Linked DNA regions of Homo sapiens: region 1 is linked to region 2. The links are chromatin loops, found by intact Hi-C in ENCODE. Cell type or tissue: natural killer cell. All regions are shown on one strand. Links, peaks and the distances in the headings refer to the core of each region. The heading gives the core; the rest is flanking DNA.

Evidence for each region. Hi-C counts contacts between places; a loop is a spot of excess contacts. Peaks named below come from ENCODE experiments on the same cell type or tissue, not always from the same donor. Only the 100,000 strongest peaks of a DNase experiment are listed, where the experiment ranks them.
Region 1: it touches region 2 in a loop (13-fold over the local background); 17 of 110 quality-filtered maps call a loop at or near these places.

Annotation. Positions count from the first base shown.
Region 1 is chr20:2,687,087-2,690,000 of GRCh38, forward strand. All of the region lies in intron 2 of LOC105372507 (a long non-coding RNA gene), which reads right to left. Among named protein-coding and RNA genes, the nearest start is that of EBF4, 4.2 kb to the right of the region's middle. In natural killer cell, for the core only: CTCF peaks have their summits at 1,078 (motif pointing right) and 1,277; a DNase peak (open chromatin) is centred at 1,095; H3K27ac peaks cover 831 bases.
Region 2 is chr20:2,999,461-3,002,374 of GRCh38, forward strand. All of the region lies in intron 9 of PTPRA (protein tyrosine phosphatase receptor type A), which reads left to right. Among named protein-coding and RNA genes, the nearest start is that of GNRH2, 43 kb to the right of the region's middle. In natural killer cell, for the core only: a CTCF peak has its summit at 1,627 (motif pointing left); a DNase peak (open chromatin) is centred at 1,641.

The DNA of each region.
Region 1 (2,914 bases), core at 99-2,598, 310 kb before region 2:
GAAGTTCAATTTACGCCAGTGGCGAGACATTGATTTAAACCAAGTAACTTGAACTCAGGTTTGCTCCCCATGTACTTGGAATTTAACTGCGCTGAGCTTTTACTTATTTATTTCAAGTACTCTATAGTAGTTCTGAGCCCCTGCCTCCTGTGTTGCTGGGACTAGAGGCACATGCCACTGCACCCGGATAATTTTTGTTTTCTTTGTATTGTTTTTGTTTCATTTTGTTTGTTTTTTTCAGTAGAAGCGGGTTTTTGCCATGTTGGCTGGGCTGGTCTCGATCTCCTGGCCTCAAATGATCCACCCTCCTTGGCCTCCCAAAGTGCTGGGATTACAGGCGTGAGCCACCGCGCCTGGCCCTCCCCAACAATTTGAAAATGAATTTGATCTTGCCCCACCGGTAAATATATATATATATGTGTGTGTGTGTGTGTGTATATAATATTTCAAAATTGTTGCCATTGCCTATGAGTAGCTAAGGGGCAGCCGTCAGGGATAGTGTTGGGTGCTGCTGCAGTTTTAGGTTTGAGACTGCAGGGAACAGCCGTGCTCTGCAAAATAGCAGGGAGTGGGCATAGCTTGCTGCACTGGGAAAACGGTCCCCTTCCTCTTCCTCAATGGGCATTGAGACCGGGTGTCTTTGAAGTGGTTTGTGATTGGCAGGTGTGTGAACAACCAGGACCAATGATCCCAGAGCCTGGGGATAGGAGCTCGACTCTCCTGCCAAAGGGTCCACCACGATAGCTCCTATTGTTTTATTATTCAAGATTGAATAACTGGGCCTAGATGTGGGATGGAATGGATCCTAAGGCAAGACTAATACTTGTGGTGTGGGGTTTTCTTGAAGCAATTGAAGAGGCCTCAGGAATCAACAGCGAGGAAGGCCCAGAGCTGGCGCATACCTACCAGACCACCTTCTTGGATGGCCCTTGTCATTCTGGATTTCTTCATGGAACTATGAGAATTGCCATAATTAATGCGCGCTTTAGTTTTTGTATTCCTCCTTTCATTTTAATTACCATCGGGGATCTGACAGGAAGTGGATCCAAGTGCCGGCATCACACTCTGGGGCCTCCGGGGGGCGCTATGGCCCAACACACAGCGTGGCCAAGCGCGCCTCAGCCTAACTCACCACTTCCTATCTGTTTTATACGGTTTGCACCCGCTTAAGGCGGCGGAGGCGTGGGGGAGTTCTGCTGATGTAAAAAAAAAAAACATTGTTTTATGACTAGACCTACAGAAAAAATGTCCAAACTCCTTAGCATGGCATGTTAGGCACCAGCATGACCCTCCCGGTGCTGGGTGCTAAAACCTCCACCTTGAAGGAAGTGCAGCAAACCCATTCATTCCGCTCTGCTAGTCCTTACACAAGCTGCTCCCGGGCCCCTCCTCACCTTCAGGCTCAGGCCCTTTTTCTGTGCTTGTCCCAGGACTTGCTCCGCTTCTGTAACAGCCCAGGTCACTCCAGAGTGACATTGAGCATTCATGAGTCTCCTGCCACCTGACTGTGAGCTCATAAGGGCGCCACCTGGGTTTCATTATCTGCTCACTCTCTAGCACTGGCCACTCACAAAAAAGCCCTTCTCGTGGACATGAGCACAATGAAAGGGTAGAATGAGACCCAAGGCTCTGGCCTAAGGGTTTGTGGTGAGCCCCTGCCAGAAAAGAGTGGCATTCTCTGCAGGCGTGCACCACGCTTCCTCTGTCATCACCACCCCTGTAGCTCTCTGTGGCCACAGTTGGAGCACTTCGCCCCACCCCACCCACCAAATTCCTTTCTCATGGAGAAGATGCAGCAGTTGGAACGGGACAATATACAAAGGAACTAAGATAAATAATGCATGGCCGGCACAGTGGCTCACACCTATAATCCCAGCACTTTGGGAGGCCAAGGCATGAGGATCACTTGAGGCCAAGAGTTCGAGACCAGCCTGGGCAACATAGCAAGACCTCTGTCTCAAAAAAAAAAAATATATATTAGCCAGGCATGGTGGTGCACACCTGCAATCCCAGCTACTTGAGAGGCTAAGGAGGGAGGACTTGAGCCCAGGAGTTTGAGGATGCAGTGAGCTATTATCGCGCGACTGCACTCCAGCCTGGGTGACAGGGTGAGACCCTGACTCTAAAAAAATAAATAAATAAAAGGTTAAAAAATAAGATAACTAATGCAAAATAAAAGCGCACAGAGGGTTCCAAGAAACAACAGACTTTCACCTGGATCTAAAGCAGAGACACTCACCTCTGACCCCCAAGTGCTGCCCCAGAACTGCTCATTGACCTTCCTCCCTTCATCACCCCTTGGTTCAGCAGCTCTAACCCAGGAGCCCTTCTCTGGGGCTGCAGGCTCTGGGAAGCCTCAAACACCATCCTGGCTGGTTTTCTGTTCCATGTGGTTAGGATAGAACAGAAACCCACGCAAGTTGGGAGTCTGCCCCAGCTATGACTGAGCCTTAACTCAGTGCCACTTTCCTGGGCTGACTGATTCCACCTTCTGCGCAGGTTAATTCTGAGCATCTATCCCCCAATCTATCTTGGGGACAACCTTCCAGAATGAAAAGCACTCCAACCAAATCACTTCAACCATCACAAAAAGGAATGCTGCAAAGTGAGGGCATTCCGGCAGGAAGGGCCAGCCAGCATGAAGGCTGGAGCTGGGAGACAGGGAGCTGGGTTTGGGAAACGGTGTGATCTCCCATGCTGGATAAGCAAGAAACTCACACAGCAAGGGAGTGGAGGTAAGGCTGGCCGGCAAGAGAAATTGGATAGGGCATCAAAGGGCCTAGAATGTTCCCAAACTAAGGGCCTAAATGTTTATTTGAGAAGCCACAAAAGACATTTAAGTTTCTAAGCAGGCGATGGCCCAATCCAAGCAACACTTTTTAAAACTGTGGCAGGAGGATGGGGGTGTTTGGGG
Region 2 (2,914 bases), core at 265-2,764:
ATAAAATTTTAGTAATTAAGACAGTTTTGTATTGGCACTGGGATAGACAGATCGACCAGTGGAATGAAATAAAGAGCCCAGAAGCAGATCCATTTGTAAGTGGAAACCTATTTATGACAGAAATGCTCTTGCAGTTTGGGTGGGGAAAAGATGGTCTTCACAATAAATAGTGCCTGGGACCATTGGTAACCCTGTGGGAATAAATGAAATTGAATGCTTGTCACATATCAAACACAAAAACCAATTCCAGTTGCTGTAAACACTGAAATTTAAAGGACAAAAATGATAAAATGTAGAGATCATAATGTAGTAAAATATACTTCTGATCTCACAGTAGGAAAGGATTTCTTAAGACTTAAAATGTTGATAAAAGGGAAGATTGATGAATTTACATGAAAATGCAAAACCTCTGTTCATAAATGATACCATAAAGAAGATGAAAGGGAAGGCCACAACCTTGGTAAAAGATAACACAGGTAACTGATAAAGGAAGAGTATCCAGAATATATAAAGAACTTCTACAAATTGTTAAGAAAATAAGTAGGCTGGGCGCAGTGGTTCATGCCTGTAATCCCAGCACTTTGGGAGGCTGAGGTAGGCGGATCACAAGGTCAGGAGTTCGAGACCAGCCTGGCCAACACGGTGAGACCCTGTCTCTACAAAAAAATACAAAAAAAATTAGCCAGGTGTGGTGGCGGGCGCCTGTAATCCCAGCTACAGGGGAGGCTGAGGAAGGAGAATTGCTTGAACACAGGAGGTGGAGGCTGCAGTGAGCCAAGATTGCGCCACTGCACTCCAGTCTGGGTGACAGAACAAGACTCCATTTTGAAAAAAATAATCCAGTAGGACAACGGGGAAACCACTTGACTAGGTACTTCACGGAAGAGGAAACTCTTTTGACCAGTATGCTATGGAAAGATGATGAACCTCATTAATAATCAGAGAAATGTAAATCAGTTAACACAAAGTCTGACAGTAGCAAATGTTGATAAGCATACGGAACTGGAACACTACATTGCTGGTGGGAGTATAAATTAGTACAACTTCTTTGAAAAACAATTTGGCCTTATCTGGTAAGGTTAAAGATACCTATACCTGAAATTCTTGCACATATGCACAAGAAAGATACAAAAATGTGTCTCAAAGCAGGACCTTTAACTGTAAACAACCCAAATATTCATCAGTAGTAGAATGGATAAGTAAATTTTAACACCGTCTCAAATGGAGCACTACAAAGTAGCTGAAGTTAGCAGCCAGGATGAATCTTAGGAACGTAATGTTGAGCCAAAGAAAAAAGCAACTCACCACTTAATCATGATTCCATTTTCCTCAAAAACTAGACTAGCAATAATAATACATTGTTTTGGATGTAAAAAATATGAGATACAAATAAAGGAATGTAATGATAATTATAAAACTTCAGGTTTACCAGTGAGAGGGGAAGGAAGAGGATATAAGGAGAGGAGCCCAAAGAGAGCTTCTAAGTTAAATTATGTGATGGATACTTTTTAAAAAATAAATATCAACAAATGTGAAAAAAAAATTTTTTTTTAACCGACATGTCTTTAAAAAATGAATGAGTACTTAGCCTTGGTTCCAGTTAAGGCTTAAACAAGAGATGAAACGGTCTTCGATGCCACCTAGTGTTTCTAGAGAGTTTAACATTTTATAGACTTCTGCTCTAGCTGCTCCTTCCTAGCTCTGTGAGCTAGGTTTTTCAGAGTAGAAACCAAAAGGAGTAGGATTCACCTTGTTTTCATCCGTGACGCAGGCTCTTCATTCTGAACCTTTGCATCTAGCGCTGTGTTCTCCAGGGCAAGCCCTTTCTTCTCTCTTGTTAAACAATGGCTCCTGTTTCTTCCTGACTCTTTTTAGGAGCCTTAGTCCACCTGGAGACCTAGTTTTTCTTTATCATGACTGAGGGAGCTAGGGATGCTGATAGGGCTGTGAGATGTAGTCTTTGTTATTCCTGACATTTTTGTATTGAAGACTGTTTTCAAGAGTCTTGCTGTCCCTACGTCTGTTCTACATTTTAGAGAAGGGATGCACAGGAAAACTAGTGCCTCTGGATTAGCCATCAGGGCTTAAAAAACTGACATCTCATCCTGCCCTGTACTTGGGTGGAAACCTGTGGAAATCTTATGTGAAGGAAGAGAATGCAAACTGTGGGTGAACTGAGAAATTCTGATCTAAAATAATGGTCTCTACTGCGTGTGTAAGAGTCCAGCCCAGGAAAATCTTTTCTTCCTTTTGTGGTATTCACAGCATAGGGTCAGGGGTAATTGCCTCTGTTAGTAAAATAACATGCAGAACCTCCAGGGTTTTAATCTGAAAGGAAATCTCTTGAGTAGGTGAGGGCAGATGGATTTTGAGGTCCTAATTTCCCTATCTTTGGGTCTTTCACTTTAATTTCTCCTATCACTGTCATGCTGGTTTCCAGTAAATATATTTGCTCCTTTCTTAAAGCTCTTGCTTCCCAGCCTGGGCAACATAGCAAGATCCACCTCTACAAAAATAAAAATTAAAAAATTAGCCAGGCATGGTGGTGCTGTGCCTGTAGTCCCAGTTACTCAGGAGGCTGAGGCAGTAGGATACCTCCAGCCCAGGAGTTCAAGGCTGCAATGAGCTATGATGGCGCCACTGCACTCCAGCCTGGGTGACAGAGCGAGACCCTGTCTCCAAAAAAAAACAACAAAAAACTCTTGCTTCCATCTGACAAAAAATTGGTTCCCTTTGGGTTGGCATTTCCTTTATTCAGTCTTTTTTTAAATTATTATCAAAGACAGAAACGTTCATTCTTCATTTCTGCCTCTTGCTCTTCCCAGTCCACTTTTGCCTTCATTCCATCTCCAAATGTAGTAATTTTTTTTTTTTTTTTTTTTTGAGACAGAGTTTTGCTCTTTCTGCCCAGGCT